2 separate regions of the Mus musculus genome follow, and region 1 is linked to region 2. A link is a loop called in an ENCODE intact Hi-C map of the cell type or tissue named here. Cell type or tissue: left cerebral cortex. All regions are shown on one strand.

Evidence for each region. Hi-C counts contacts between places; a loop is a spot of excess contacts. Peaks named below come from ENCODE experiments on the same cell type or tissue, not always from the same donor. Only the 100,000 strongest peaks of a DNase experiment are listed, where the experiment ranks them.
Region 1: a loop joins it to region 2, with 2.3 times the contacts of the local background. A loop is called at or near these places in 3 of 42 quality-filtered maps.

What each region holds. Positions count from the first base shown.
Region 1 is chr15:91,148,707-91,156,706 of GRCm38, reverse strand. It overlaps Abcd2 (ATP-binding cassette, sub-family D (ALD), member 2), which reads left to right. Exons shown (of 10, transcript NM_011994.3): 9 at 4,927-5,052; 10 at 7,502-8,000. The coding sequence ends at 7,721. Among named protein-coding and RNA genes, the nearest start is that of Abcd2, 39 kb to the left of the region's middle. In left cerebral cortex, no CTCF peak of the experiment used is centred here; a DNase peak (open chromatin) is centred at 3,882.
Region 2 is chr15:90,990,053-90,998,052 of GRCm38, reverse strand. It overlaps Kif21a (kinesin family member 21A), which reads left to right. Exons shown (of 37, transcript NM_001109040.2): 2 at 1-220; 3 at 328-510; 4 at 2,420-2,569; 5 at 3,578-3,712; 6 at 4,185-4,352; 7 at 6,228-6,343. Among named protein-coding and RNA genes, the nearest start is that of Gm52216, 35 kb to the left of the region's middle. In left cerebral cortex, a CTCF peak has its summit at 4,998 (motif pointing left); a DNase peak (open chromatin) is centred at 5,547.

The DNA of each region.
Region 1 (8,000 bases), 160 kb before region 2:
ATGCCGCACAACAGCCAGCTAAATGTTGTGTTTTGTTGTTCTCTCAATTACATTTTAATCTTTAAAAGTCTGATCTTTGTCCCCTCCTGCCTCAGCCTAATCTTATTATTACATTTTATCTATCTATCTATCTATCTATCTATCCATCCATCTATTATTTATCTATCTATGCATATATCTACCTACCTATTATTTATCACCTATATATCATCTATCTACCCATAATCTATCTGTCCATCTGTCTACCTATATATCTTTTCAGTGTGTATGTGTGCATGCATTTGTGTTTGCATGTATGTATATGTGCATGCTGCATATGTCTCACAGGCATATAAGAGGACAATTTGCAGGAAATAAGTTCTGTCCTTCTACCTTGTGCATTCTGGGAACAAACTCCTGATGTCAGACTTGGCAGCTGGAAGTTTTACCAGCTGAGCCATTTTATTTTTTCTATCTTACATTTCAAATTACTGACTCTTGTCGTTTAGGATGCTGCACATTTTAGATTGGTCTGTTTGCTTGCAATCTTGTTCTTCTAATTTCCAGTCTAAATAAAACCAGGCAATTAGAGAAAAATGAATGGTTAGATTTAAGTCTCCCAGTATGATTATGTGGGGTGTGATGTGTGCTTTGAGCTTTAGTAAAGTTTCTTTTACGAAAGTGGGTGCTCTTGCATTTGGAGTAGAGATGTTCAGAATTGAGACTTCATCTTGGTAGATTTTTCTTTTGACCAGTATAAAGTGTCTTTCCTTATCTTTTTTGATAACTTTTGGTTGAAAGTTGATTTTATGATATTAGAATAGTTACTCCAGCTTGTTTCTTGGAACAATTTGCTTGGAAGATTGTTTTCCAACCTTTTATTCTGAGGTAGTGTCTGTCTTTGTCACTGAGGTGTGTTTCCTGTATGCAGCAAAATGCTGGGTCCTGTTTACATATCCAGTCTATTAGTCTATGTATTTTGGGGGGAATTGATTCCATTGATGCTAAGAGATATTAAAGAAAAGTGTTTGTTGCTTCCTGTTATTTTTTTATGTTAGAGGTGGAACCATGTTTGTGTGGCTATCTTCTTTTGGGTTTGTTGAAAAATTACTTTCTTGCTTTTTCAAGGGTGTAGTTTCCCTCCTTGTGTTGGTGTTTTCCATCTATTATCCTTTGTAGGGCTAGATTTATGGAAAGCATTCTGTAAATTTGGTTTTATCATGGAATATCTTGGGTTCTTCATCTAATTGAGAGTTTTGCTGGATATAGAAGCCTGGGGTGGCATTTGTATTCTCTTAGGGTCTGTATGACATCTGCCCAGGATCTTCTAGCTTTCAGTCTCTGGTGTAATTCTAATAGGTCTGCCTTTATATGTTACTTGACCCTTTCCCCTTACTGATTTTAATATTCTTTCTTTGTTTAGTGCATTTACTGTTTTAATTATTATGTGATGGGAGAAATTTCTTTTCTAGTCCAGACTATTTGAAGTTCTGTAGGCTTCTTGTATGTTCATGGGCATCTCTTTCTTTAGGTTAGGGAAGTTTTCTTCTATAATTTTGTTGAAGACATTTACTGGCCCTTTAAGTTGGGAATCTTAGCTCTCTTCTATACCTACTATCGTTAGGTTTTGTCTTCTCATTGTGTCCTGGATCTCCTGGATGTTTTGTGTTAGGAGTTTTTTTTTTTTTTTTTTTTTTTTTTTTTTTTTGCTTTTTGCATTTTCTTTGACTGTTGTGTCAATGTTTTCTATGGTATCTTCTGCATCTGAGATTTTCTCTTCTATCTCTTGTATTCTCTTGGTGATGCTTGCAACTATGACTCCTGATCTCTTTCCTAGGTTTTCTAACTCCAAGGTTGTCTCCCTTTGTGATTTCTTTATTGTTTCTATTTCCATTTTTAGATCTTGGGTGGTTTTGTTCATCTCCTTCACCTCTTTAGTTGTGTTTTCCTGTAATTCTTTAAGGGATTGTTGTGTTTCCTCTTTAAGGGTTTCTGGCTGTTTACCTGTGTTCTCCTGTATTTTTTTACGGGTATTATTTATAACCTTCTTAAAGTCCTCTATCACCAACATGAGAAGTGATTTTACATCCAAATCTTGCTTTTCTGGTGTGATGGTGTATCCAGGACTTGCTATGGTGGGAGAATTGGGTTCTGATGATGCCAAGTAAGCTTGGTTTCTGTTGCTTCTGTTCTTATGCTTGCCTCCCACCATCTGATTATCTCTAGAGCTACCTGCCCTTGCTATATCTGACTGGAGCCTGTCCTTCCTGTGAACCTGGTTGCATCAGAACTCCTCAGAGATCAGCTGTCTCTGTGATCCTGTGATTCCAGGATCCTGTGATCCTGAGATCCTGGGTGTGTCAGAGCTCCTGGGAGTCAACAGCCTGTGGGTCCCTGAGATCCTGGTGTGACCAAGCTCCTGGGATCTTGGGATGCTGGGATCCTGGGATCCTACAGTCCTGGGTGTGTTAGAGTGCCTGGGACTAGAGCTTCTTCTGGGTGTTGTGGGACTGGCTGTGGAGTTCGAGCCCAAAGACTGCATAGGGCACAAGCTCAGACTGGAAGGAACCTGTGCCACTGGTCGGGTGGAATTCTTGGTTGCCTGGGTCCTGCTGGTCCCAGTTACTTCCAGGATTGGGGCAGATGTTGTGTCCTCCTCACCTCTGATCCTATGATCCTGGGCATGTTAGAGTGCTTGGGAGTGGAACTTCCTCTGGGTATCATGGGACTGGCTAGTAAGTATATTTTAAGCATATAATTCAAAAAGTTTTTACAGATGTAGGTACACTAAGTAACATAATGTTCATCTCACTCAACGTCTCATCCGAGTTAGAAAATGTTTTTATTACCCGGAAAAAGGTTCTCAGTCCCTTTTTTGTTCAAGTTCTCCATATACCCACTTCTTTACAATCTCATGCAAGTGAAATCATATACTATGTAGTTTTATGTATAACTCTGATTTTTAGTGAGAAAAATTAGTTATCTTAGTGTATGTCTTAATGTATGTATTACTTATACTAAGCTTACATTGTTAGTCTAACGATAGAGGGTACTTTAAAAAAAAACAAAACTGAACTGAATTTTACCAACTCTGTATTTTTCCTGCTGTGCTTTGAAATGCTGCTCTCTCTGAGGAGACTCAAGGGCACACTGTAGCTTGACATTTCTGACCAGCTGTCAGCCCATCTCTGGGAACTGGCTTGGGTTTCGTCCATAAATACTCAGTAATATGATCAGCAACACAGCCTGAGAGGGGTGGTGTAGTGAACTGCAAATGTGACCATTTTTCCATGTCTCTGTGTTAATGAGATAAGCCCTTCAATAAGAACAAGAGACATCAATAAAGAAAGCGTTTTAACCCAATGTTTCAAGTATTGGACTAATCAGTATTCATGATTGTAAAATGTATCAGGTAGCAAATAGTAAAAAGGCAGCACTTTTGCAAATGAATCAAATAAATTAGAAAGTTAAAGCCAGTGTAGGAAACTGGTAATGCTGAGGGATTGCCTCTTCCCATGCTCTCAGGGCCAATATGGTTCTGACAATGAGATTATGACACATACTGAGCTGTGATAGGAAAGATCTGCACTGGCAACAACAGAGAACTCTGGTCAGAAATGATACAATGCATTACAATAGAATTTGCTTTACAAGAGCCTTATAATTCTAATATTTAAAGAATGACCAGGAAAATCCTGTCTTGAAGGGATAGGTTTCTTCCTTCACATATCCTACACTACTTGTGATTCACAAAGGAGAAAAAAAAAAAAGCAAATGTCTAAGAGTTTGTGTCATTTAATACTTTAAGTATTAGTTCTACAAGTATCCACTCCTGGCTGTGTTGTTTGGTATATTTACACATACACACACACACACACACACACACACACACACACACACACACACACACAGCCTAACACTGCCAAGGAAACAGAAGTATGACTCATCTTACATTCCTTATGAGTTGCTATGACAACAGAATATAAAATACACATTTTTTTTTCTTCTTCGAAAATCTTCTTTAGCTCAAAGCACTCTAAAAAGGAAGGTACAAAATATGATGGACAGTGCAGAGAGGAGCTTTATACAAAAAGAAAATTTACCTAAATTTTCTTTCTCTTGTATACTTTTCTTCACCTTCTCTATTTAAATAAAATCACAAACAGTAATTAACACACAGAAAATTAATATTTCATCATAATATGAACCCACAAAGCTACTTCTTTACCGTTGTCTTGGGGAAAGTACAGCAATCATTAGAGACTTTCACAGTCCTATGGAGCGCTAACGGCTTGATGCCCCAGCATAGGGGAAGGCCAGGGTGGTGAGGTGGGAGTGGGTAGGTGGGTGGGGGAGCATCCTCACAGAAGCAGGGGGAGGAAGCTGGGATAAGGGGATTTCAGAGGGGAACCCGGGAAGGGGGGATAAAATTTGAATGTAAATAAATAAAATAACAATAAGAAAAATTTTTAAATTTAATTAATTAATTAAAAAAGAAATGCCTTTAACTCTTGCATCTGTCACTTCCATCTCCAGAGCCCAACTAATATGCAAGCACATTAGAAAAAAAAAAACTTATGAGGCTAAGAAGTCATTTATGTAAAATGAGATATTATTTTGATACTGGGGGCCATGAATGTGAAATAGAACAAGGTGCGGTACACAGAAGGACTTGGAGGGGAAATGGAAAGGGAAAATTATATTATGTAATTATATTAGAATCTCAAAAAATCAAAAATAGATAAATGGAAATAATTTCATGATGAAAACTGCCCTGGAATACTTTGAAACTAACTTTCAAAACTAAAATGAAAACATCAAATGATGGTGTCCACATGGTGACTTTAGTCCCTCTGAAGTTGTCAGGGTACCATTGTTATCCAAAGAAAGGCACAGCTGCAGAGCAATTTCACTCAGTTATTTGTTTGTTTATTTGTTTGTTTTCAGACCGAAGTATGCATTGCTGGATGAATGTACCAGTGCCGTGAGCATCGACGTTGAAGGAAAGATATTTCAGGCTGCTATTGGGGCTGGGATTTCCCTACTCTCCATAACACACAGGCCTTCTCTGTGGTACGTGCTCACAGCATCCTCCTCTGGGAGGGATGCTTTGTCTCTTCTCAGAAGATAACCTTGCTAAATGTTTCTGTGTGGAACATAAAATATTTCATTTGTTTTCTACCTGTATTTCTCTAATGTTCCCGCAAATATAGGTTAGCTCCCTGTGGCCTAATGTAACCTTCATGTGTTGTGTGGAAATGAACGTCACCTTCTAGTCATTCTGAGAAGCTACAGGAGAATCTGACAGTTGATCTGTACTAAAAAAATTATTTATCATAACACTAGAATGTACTGTGAAAGATTATGGAGTGGGTTAGGTTTAAGGTTAGGATATGATTACAAAATTTTTTTAAATTTACTTTAAAATCCAGTTTGTGTGTGGGATGTTAAAATTCCATAACTTAGTATTTCTAAAATTATCAAGTTAGAGGGATCACAGGAAATAATAAAATAATAATAATAAAGCTTTTTGTTGTTTGTTTTAAGAAAAAAAAAAGAACATGTCAAGAACAAGCATTAAATCCCTCATCACCATTCAAACAATGGTGATGAATCAGTGGAGATGGCAGACATCAAAAACAGTGTCATCTTCTTAAAGGGGAATGACCCTTTCAGCAAGTACCTTTAACCCACTGAGCCATCTCACTGTCCCTAGCCTTCATAGTTTAATGATAGGGTTAGGGGGGGGTGTTTTGTTTTGTTTTGTTTTGTTTTGTTTTTGTATTCTACAGCGTGACATACTTATAAATACATATAAATACTTCGCTTTCAATTTAACTTTTATAATATGATCTTATATGTTAGGAGGTCAATATTTCCTTTAGCAGAACAGTAGCATTTGGTTTTACTCTAGATCATGGCCTCTGTAGTCTAAGGTTCTTGGACAACCAAACCGTGTTGGGTACAGGTTCCATATCATGGAGTGGACCTTAAATCCAAGGAGATAGTGAGTGGTTGGTTATTCCCACAAAATTTGTACCGCTATTGCACCAGCATTATTGTGCAGGCAGGTCACCATTGTGTGGTGTTTAGAGTGGTACGGGTTTTATAGCTGGGTTGTATCTACCTGTCTCTTCCAGTAATGTGCAGACTACTTTCCAGTTCCAAGAAATGAACCCTAGTCTGTAGTGATGAAGGGTCCAGGCAGGCGCTAGTTGGACATCTCCATGGTTGTCTTCAGCAATATAGCTTTACTATCAATTCGTGGCAAGCAACCCCTTTGGACAACAACTCAATTGTATGTATCCCATCCCTGGTGCTGAAGGTTTCATTTGTTGACAAGTGGCATCGATGTTGAGGCTTTGTCTCCATTATTTTGTGGTGACTCTATTCAGATCTCCTTTTAATATATGTATATATTTTAAGAAATGTCTACAGTGATAGCTTCCGATAACTCTCCTGTTTCTCTGTGTTTCCCTGCTTTAACTTCCTCTTCCCCCTCTCCATTTAATCCTCTCAGTCCAGCTCATTCATCTGTCCATAACTATCTATTCTATTGACCCTTCTTTGGGAATTCCTTCCCTTCCCCAACTGACCCATTGCTCTATTCCTAACTTCTGTGGTTAGAAGGATCGCAGCCTGTTTATTGAAGGCTTAACAGCTCACATCCGCATATAAGATAGAAGCTGATTGAAAAGGCTGACTGTTCATAATAAATAATAATTACTTGTTGTAAGATGAAAAACTGAAGACAGAAAAATGTGAAGAACCATGAGCCAGTGAAGCTAAGTGACCCTGTACAGGTGGCTCATGACTGGAACAACTCTGCCAGCCATACTCTCTCCACCCATCCCACAATCCTCTGCTAGTGGCTTTGGCTTCCCTTAGTAGAGGGATGGATTGCCTCCCGTCTTTCAGTTCTGCACTTTTACATAGCTCCTAAGTAGCTGAACCATGAGAGAAGAGTGAATCTATGTGACAGTAAGAGAATGTTTCTAAAAGACTCCTGTGGGCAATCATGTAAAAATGATTCTAAATTATTATTATTACTGAGAAAGTTGTACTTAAGTAGAATTCATCCCAGAGGGTGGTATTATGTATAAATAAGCTTCTTTTGTGTTTTCTTTGTTTTCTTTAGTTTTTTTTCGATATGATCTTTAAAAGTTTACTCTTTCCCCAATTCCCTTTCCTTACTTCTCTTCTAACTATGCTTCGTTATTTATTCAGAACACATATTTCTTCAGAAGATATTATGAGGGTAAATTAATACAAGAATAATCTTCCTTTGTAAATTATATGTACTCAAAATATGAAAGAAAAATTCAGGAACATCAAGAAGAATTTCTTAGAGATGAAAGACTTTAGACTTTAGCAATTCCACTGTTTATCTGAGATAACATTAGAAATAAAATGTAAAATAGCCACATCCACTAAAATTTGTCTCTGAACATCAGCTAGAAAGCTCTATAATGGAAACGGCTTTTAGGATTATGACTGATTACACTTTGTTTTAATCACACAGGAAATACCACACTCATCTATTACAATTCGATGGCGAAGGAGGCTGGCGCTTTGAACAGTTGGACACTGCTATCCGTTTAACGTTGAGTGAGGAAAAGCAAAAGTTGGAGTCGCAGCTCGCTGGAATTCCCAAAATGCAACAGAGACTCAACGAACTATGCAAAATTCTGGGGGAAGACTCGGTGCTGAAAACAATCCAAACTGCAGAAAAGACATCCTAATTTATCTTGACATGTTTTCAGTTACCTTCTAGGTGAAGCCTCAGAGACTCTCTCTTTACTGCATGCAGTATGTTAAGCTAAGTGCAGAGAAAGCAAGCCGGCAAAAAAAAAGTATTTTGTATGATTTTAGCATCGAGGAAATATATGAAGACTTTTCAAACAAACAAACAAAAAAAGCAAACAAATTAGTTGAGATTAGTCATGACTTCAGTTAGTGCCCAGTGAAAAGCTAACTCACCTGTAAAGCAGGACTTTCTAGGACTAGGAGAAAGTGGCCTG
Region 2 (8,000 bases):
AAGACCACAGCTTGCCAAAGAGAAGATCGAAGGTTGCCATATCTGCACGTCAGTCACACCGGGAGAGCCTCAGGTCTTCCTCGGGAAGGATAAGGCCTTTACTTTTGATTATGTGTTTGACATTGACTCCCAGCAGGAGCAGATCTACACCCAGTGCATCGAAAAGCTCATTGAAGGCTGTTTTGAAGGCTACAATGCCACCGTGTTTGCCTATGGACAAGTAAATGCCTCATTGTGTGCATGCGAATTAGAATTCAGTTCTGTTTCCATTGTCTTGTCTTGTGGCCTGGGTAGTATGAACTGTCCTTCTCTTGTCCCTTTGTTCAGACCGGAGCTGGGAAAACCTACACGATGGGAACCGGATTTGACGTGAACATCATGGAGGAAGAGCAGGGCATCATCTCTCGTGCTGTTAGACACCTGTTCAAGAGTATTGATGAGAAAAAGACCTCAGCGATTAAAAACGGGCTGCCCCCTCCTGAATTCAAAGTGAATGCCCAGTTCCTAGAGGTAATAGACTCATGGTCAATTTCCTTTAAATTTTACCCGTTACAGCAGATCCTTATTAATAGGATACTGCTGGGCTTTTGTATAGTGCTTTGCACACAACACTCAGTCAATGTGGGTTTAGGAAATTAGCATTATTAGTTAATAGGTAATAAATATGCCTTACTTTTGGACGCAAAATAATGTTGACATTTATACTATAAATGCGTGACATGTAGATTAAAAGTACAATTAACATTGCTTATTTCTGAACCTTTTCTTAACAAGTGATAAACTATTGTAGGTAATTTGGGTCGGCTTATAAAGTGCTAGGAGTTAAGAAATTATTATCAAAAGGGAGGGGGCAAGTTGAGAAATGGCTTCAGAGGCTGAGGGTGTCTCTGTAGTGTGCAATTATTATTGGGTTAGTATAAATTTATGGTACATAGTCTGGTAGGGCGCTCTGTTAGGAGGAGGAAATCTAGGCTCTTGGGTAATACTATAGTTAGATGGGCTGGCACATTGTAATTCTGAATTGCATTGACTTTACATATGTCAATAAAGATCTTTAAGAAATGAAGGATAAAAAATGGATGTCTCGGTGGGTAAGGATGCTTGCTGCCAAGCTTGAGGTCCTGAGTTCCATTCCAGAGAAGAGAACCAGCTCTCCATGTGCGTGCCATGGCATGCATGCTCTATACGTACGCATAAATAAATACGTGTGTGTGTGTGTGTGTGTGTGTGTGTGTGTGTGTGTGTGTGTGTGTAGTAAAAGATAGAAGAAGTAAGCCACCAGAGATAGAATTATCATCCTGTTTGCCAGCTGTAATCACAACCAGCATATTCACAATTACCAAGTGATGGGATCAGCCTGGGTGCCCATCGACAGACAAATGCATAAAGAAGATGTGAAATGCACACACACATGCATGGGCCTGTGTACAGCGTAGAGCACTATTCAGCCTTAAGAATGGAATTATGCAGATTGCAAGAAGATGGACGGGACTGGAAATCATCATGTTGTGTGGAATAAGCCAGACCCACAAAGATAGAATAACAGAGTTCCTTTTGTATTTGTTAAACAAACAACAACAAAAACAACAACAAAACAAAGCAAAAAAATAAATAAATAAAAAGGAAGGGAAGGCTTTGAAATAGAAGTGAGGGAGAGGGGAGGGGGGAGGGGAAGGAGAAAGCAGGTGAATATTTGCCTGAACTACATTGTATACATATGTGAAGTGTCGCAATAGAACTTATCTTTTTTTTTACATTAATGAATGAGAAAAGAATTAGTAAAGTCTTTAAACGCACCGAACAGGATAAGTATAAAAGGAAAAAGAAATACAGTTTTAGGGTGAAATTGTAAAACGTTGAAAATTCTTAACATCTCCGAGCTTTTTCTTTAATCTCAGCATCTGAAATGCTGAGGTAGGGCCTCTGTGAGTTCAAGGGCAGCCTGCTCGGGATACTCAGTGACACACCCCACCCTCCTAGGACAGCCTGATCTACAGAAAGTCCCAGGCAGCCAGGGCTACTTCTAATGAGACCTCACACCCAATACCCCAACCCCAACCTTCTCCCCCAAATAGAAAGTATCTCTGCCCTAACCTTTGGCTTTGCCTGCATCTGAGCCGTACTGGCTCAAGCTTGCCTATTTGTCTTTGCTTCTGTCTTGCGGAGTGGTCATAGGTCATCTTAGCTTTTGTGCCTGGGTTGTTTGTTACGATTACGTCATTTCCTCTTTATTTTTATAGCTAAATCTGACATTCCCTTCAGTACTCATAAATGTGTGATCATATACTAATTCATAGCTATATGAAGAAATAGCTGTCATTTTGAGGGCTGTCGAGTGTATTGAAGATACCCTGAAGCATGTCAGAGGCTCACAGAACCACTTCGACAGAATTAACCATTTAATGTGTCTTTTCCACAGCTCTATAATGAAGAGGTCCTTGACTTGTTTGATACCACTCGGGATATTGATGCAAAAAATAAAAAATCAAATATAAGAATTCATGAAGATTCAACTGGAGGAATTTATACTGTGGGCGTCACAACACGCACTGTGAATACAGAACCGGAGGTGACTGTGTTGTTAAAACAGAGCGTAGGGGCTTTCAAAATTGTCATTACTGATAGAACTCAAGATAAATACGTAAAATGGCTTTCGTTCAGTACAACGGAGTTAAAAATCTTGTCTGCCTTCTTTGTGCTTTTTCCCCCCCTAAAAGAACATCATTATAAAAGTATGAGAGTCCTAGCAAGATGTGTCAGGTGCCTTCTTTGTGCTTTTTCCCCCCCTAAAAGAACATCATGATAAAAGTATGAGAGTCCTAGCAAGATGTGTCAGGAACCTGGTGCCCACATGATGGAAGGAAAACCAATCCCCAAACTTCCAAATGTTGCTGTCTGATCCTATGCATGTACTATGTCTGACGCGTGTGCACACACACTGACATATGAATTGATGCCAAAATGAATTTAATGGAATACTGTTGCTAACTCCTTAGCATAACGTTTGTGTCTTGCTAATTCTTTACCATAACAACACCGAGAGAGGCCGTCATCCTTGGCAGATGATGTCTGAAGTTGGGTGCAGTGTGTGTACAGCTCACATGCCAGAGCTACAGAGGGCTAAACTGTGCTGAAGTACGAGGTTGTAATCCATTCGTTCTTTGCTCGTGAGGTTTAGGATTGTGTCTTGGCTTTTATAGGGACGCATTTAAGAAAAAAATAATAATCTTAAAAAAAATGAGAAGAAAAAACTCAAACAGGGACGCCTAACTGATTCGGATTACTGTGGAGTCCGTCGTCCCAAAGCCTTCTACTGTAACAGTTTGGAGTGGAAGCTGTAAATGTCAGCATAGGACGGACAATGGGACTTAGTGTTTTCTCCTAGTCAAAAAAAAAAAAAAAAAAAAGGAGAGTGCACCATTGTACTGAGAAGTTCAGCTGAGATGGGCCTATAACAAAAAGATAGGATGAGAGATCTTCCTTTATGTCCGTCAGCACAGTGGGTTTTAGCCGGCAGCTCAGCCAGAAGGTTGGCTGGTGCCTGTGTGTCAAGTGAAGCTTCTCTTCCCCGTTGCAGATGATGCAGTGTCTGAAGCTGGGCGCTCTCTCGCGCACCACGGCCAGCACCCAGATGAACGTACAGAGCTCTCGTTCACACGCCATCTTTACCATTCACGTGTGTCAAACCAGAGTGTGTCCCCAAACAGATGCTGTGAGTTCATTTTTCTTGTTTCTTAAACATTTTGCCTTTAGATCAGTACATCCTATGCACCTCTGGAGAGGCGTTTGATCCAGTTTTATTTGATTTTATTTGATTTTTTTTCTTCCTCTTAGTTTCCTTTTGTTGTTGTTGTTGTTATTTATTTAAAGGAAGCTGACCAATTGTGTAAGACTTTGGAAAACAAACAAAAATACTGAATATCTGTTTGTTATGACCAAGTGGAGGGGTCATCCTCTAGGCTCTTTGTGGTTAGGGCTGTTTTGTCTATTTTCCTTCATCAGCAGAGCCTTAGTTCAGTACAGCTGGAGATTGCTGTCCAAACTTTTTCTCTGATGTTTTCATTTATGCTTGCATGGCTATGCCACTGTTTCTCCAGCTGTGCAAGGGGGCAGATGTGGACAAGGTTACAGGGTGTTTGATGTCACATTAATGAGGAATCTTCGATTATCTTCCGCCATCCCAGGAGAACGCAACTGATAATAAGCTGATCTCCGAATCGTCGCCAATGAATGAGTTTGAGACGCTGACGGCGAAGTTTCACTTTGTTGATCTGGCGGGATCGGAAAGACTGAAGAGAACCGGAGCTACAGGCGAGAGAGCAAAAGAGGGCATTTCCATCAACTGCGGGCTTGTAAGACCACAAGAGACACGTGCCCTCTCTGCTGTCCCTCTCTGTTTAGCTTGGTTGGTTTGGTGATCATTAAGTAGTGCAGGCTCGCCTCACAATGATTCTCCTGCCTCAGACTTTGCCATCCTGGAGTTATAGACATACATTATCAGGGCCAGCTTCCTTTTCTCTACTGTATTCACAATATATCTCATGGAAATCCTCACTGTCTTGAAGGCTAAAGCAACAGTAATACATTGACCTTCTGACCACACTGTCTGTTATCCCACCCCCACGTCGCGGGCTTTCTTATGTCTTAGTTTGGCTCGCTCAACCTTTCTAGTATGTGCAAAAGCTGACAGATGGGAACAATGTTTTTAAACTTCTTTCCACACTTGAAAACATACATTCAAAGCAAGCCCTTAAAGTTAAGTATTTCCTTGGACAAGACACAAAGGTCACCTTGGTTGACATTTTGTGACACTGGTTTTATTGACTGTGTGGATCATTGGAAAGCTTTTTAACAGTTTATTTTTATTATGTCTTTGTATCTCAGAGTCTGATCTATTTTGTTGGAATTTTGTCCAGAGTCCAGAGATTTATCCATTTTTTTTTTTTTTTTACAAAATAGTTTGTATTAGGAATTAACTTTAATGCTCTGCCACCTAGTGGTATTTTGATAGGCAAACGCCTTGTGGTTGAGTTAGCAGAAGGTTTCATTATGTGCAAGAAAATATTTTAGAACACTCTTTTGCATGCCTTTCCTTCTTGCTCTCCTCATTATAGTATTAGACATCTGTTCCCGTGTAAGGAACAGCACTGCTAAATTCCTGTAATGGTGACACCTGGTCATATGCTTCTACTTGGACCCTTCTTGTCCTGCAGTGGGACCTCCAAACTTTAGGGGTTTTGTTTGTTTGTTTTTAACCAGTGCCCATTGATCCCAGTATGATTACATTTCTGTTAGGAACTGTCCAGTGAAGCTTATTAGAGAGACCCTAATCTCCCAATATCAAGGCCCTCATGGACAGGCTCCCTCGTAGTCAGGCCTGAGCCCTACACTTTGAATGTTGTCTCGGATGGATTAGGACACGTGTCCCGAAAGGGACAAAATCCATTGCTCAATTTCCCGTCGAGGCTGTTGAACTTTGGTGTGGCCAGTACTGAATTCCGTAGATTCTGGAAAAAGAGGCCGAGATACAGTATGACTCATGCCACTTGCTGGATGGTGACTTGGCCCTGACAGTCCGTGTTTCTGGTTGTCTCGTGACTGAAAGCTGATATGATTAGTGTGGGGAATGCGTTCCTCGTGGAGTCCAGCCCGTTCACGGCAGGAAAGTATAGCTATAGAGATATTAATGATTTACCTTTTATAACGTTGGATATTGAACACATATCATGTCATATATATATATATATATATATATATATATATATATATATATATATTTCTAAAGTATTACTTGTGTAGTGAATCCTTGCTCAGGGAAATGACACTAATATTTTCCTTGTGGCTATGAGAAGTATTAGCCACATAGACCATTTGTATTATAGCAGGAAACTTTCAAGGAGCTGGGGACTTGCTAAACGTTTGATTTAAATTGAGAAAAACTCATAATACGAATGAGTAGTTCCCTGAAGATGTAACCTGAGCTCCAGGCATGGTCAGACTTAGTCAGTCTTTAAACATTTCTGTTTTAAGGGAAAATCTCTGGACTCTAAGGGCTATGAGTAACACATGTGTTACTGAGCTTACTTGTATTTGGAAATACAAATGTGAATTAAATCCAAACACGGGGTTCTTAATTTTTATCTTGTTTCCTACAGGCTGTCCTTATTAGTTAAAAGCGCTCTAGTTAATAAGCATATGATTTTCCCCTCTCTCCTTTTCTCTGTCAGTTGGCTCTTGGGAATGTAATCAGCGCCTTGGGGGACAAGAGCAAGAGAGCCACCCATGTCCCTTACAGAGACTCTAAGCTGACAAGACTCTTGCAGGATTCCCTTGGGGGTAACAGGTATGTGTTCATCCGTGTTCTAGGTTTAGATTGCATACAATTTTTAAGGTGTTATCTGTAAGATGATTTATAAGAACTGCTTTTATTTTAAAGCAAATGAATAGGGCAAAAAAGTGACAGATACCTAAAATGTGTAAATCATTTTATACATAATAATTCTGGTAGTACTTATAATATTCTTTGGGTAGTGCTGATATTACTATTTTATTGACGAGTTAAAGTTGGGAAAGTTTGGTGATTTATTGAACACCGTATAAGTTTTAAAGGAAATCAGCAATACATGCTTGTTCTACAGTAGTGTAGCTTCTCATTTGCATACAGGAGAGGCCACAAGAATTTTGTTGGTAATAAATGAAACCTTCTAAATTACCACAAAGTCGTTTAAATATTATTGACAGTTTCTCACAAAGTCTAAGGTCGGAACTTGTTTTGTTATGCTGGAAAAGTTGTCAGAAAATGTCAGTTGGATAAAATGCAGGGCGTTTGCTGACGAGCTGTTGGATTCTGTGCTCTCTTACCCTCTAACCCTTTGCACTGGAGGACTTCATGGCTAAACATTTCCTTCTGCTACACAGTCCCTTCTTTCTCCTCCATTGACTGTGTAAATGGAAACTTTTGGGTTTTTGGCATTTGAATTCATTCATAGCCTATTTCAACAAGTTAAACACGCTCCGCACATTTCCTTGATTATGCTTTTAGTGGTCTAAAAGTCATGTTTATTGAGTAGAGGCCACACAATGAACAATCTGGGAATTACGTCTCTTTTTGGACTGCAATTTTTTAAAAAAGACTTTTGAATAATTTTGAATTTAGGTTTAAAATCAGTTTGCCTTAGAAAAAGATCTGTGTAATCCAGCAGCGTTTTAAAATATCTCTTCCTTTTATGTAATCTTGGCATGGTCTTCTTTCTCTTTAGATGTATTGCATGTTTGAATGCAATATGGCTTCCTTTGTTGCATATTTTAAAACCTGTTTTTAGTATTTTCCGTATGTTTTTCAGGATCAATCTAGTTTCATAACAAAGTAAAAATTGTTTTTGAGCCCAATGAACATTTTCTAATTTCCTTCCTTCCCTTCCCTTCCCTTCCCTTCCCTTCCCTTCCCTTCCCTTCCCTTCCCTCCCCCTCCCCCTCCCCCTCCCCCTCCCCCTCCCCCTCCCCCTTCCTTCCTTCCTTCCTTCCTTCCTTCCTTCCTTCCTTCCTTCCTTCCCTCCCTCCCTCCCTCCCTCCCTCCCTCCCTCCCTCCCTCTCTCTCTTTCTTTCTTTCTTTCTTTCTTTCTTTTGTTTTCCTTTTTTGCTTTTGAGACAGGGTCTTTCTGTATAGCCCTGGCTGCCCTGAGACTTCCTATGTTAGACCAAGGCTGACCTTGAGCTCACAGAGATCTACTTGCCCCCGCCTCCCAAGGGCTGGGGTTAAAGGTGTGCCCCACCACACTCAGCCCTCAGCCCTGTGTTCCTTTAAAGGTACAATTCTATAACTTGAACTGTGAAACGAGGCAGATCAGATGCATGTCTGCCCCTTACACATTTATATAGTTTGAATATTTTACCCCCTTGAGAGGTTGTTTGTTCTGCAAGCGTGCTGGGCTGTTCTCACTGTGGCTGGTGCTTGCCTGCTTGTTGAGGATCCTCCAGTGGCTCCTTACCTGTTTTCTAAT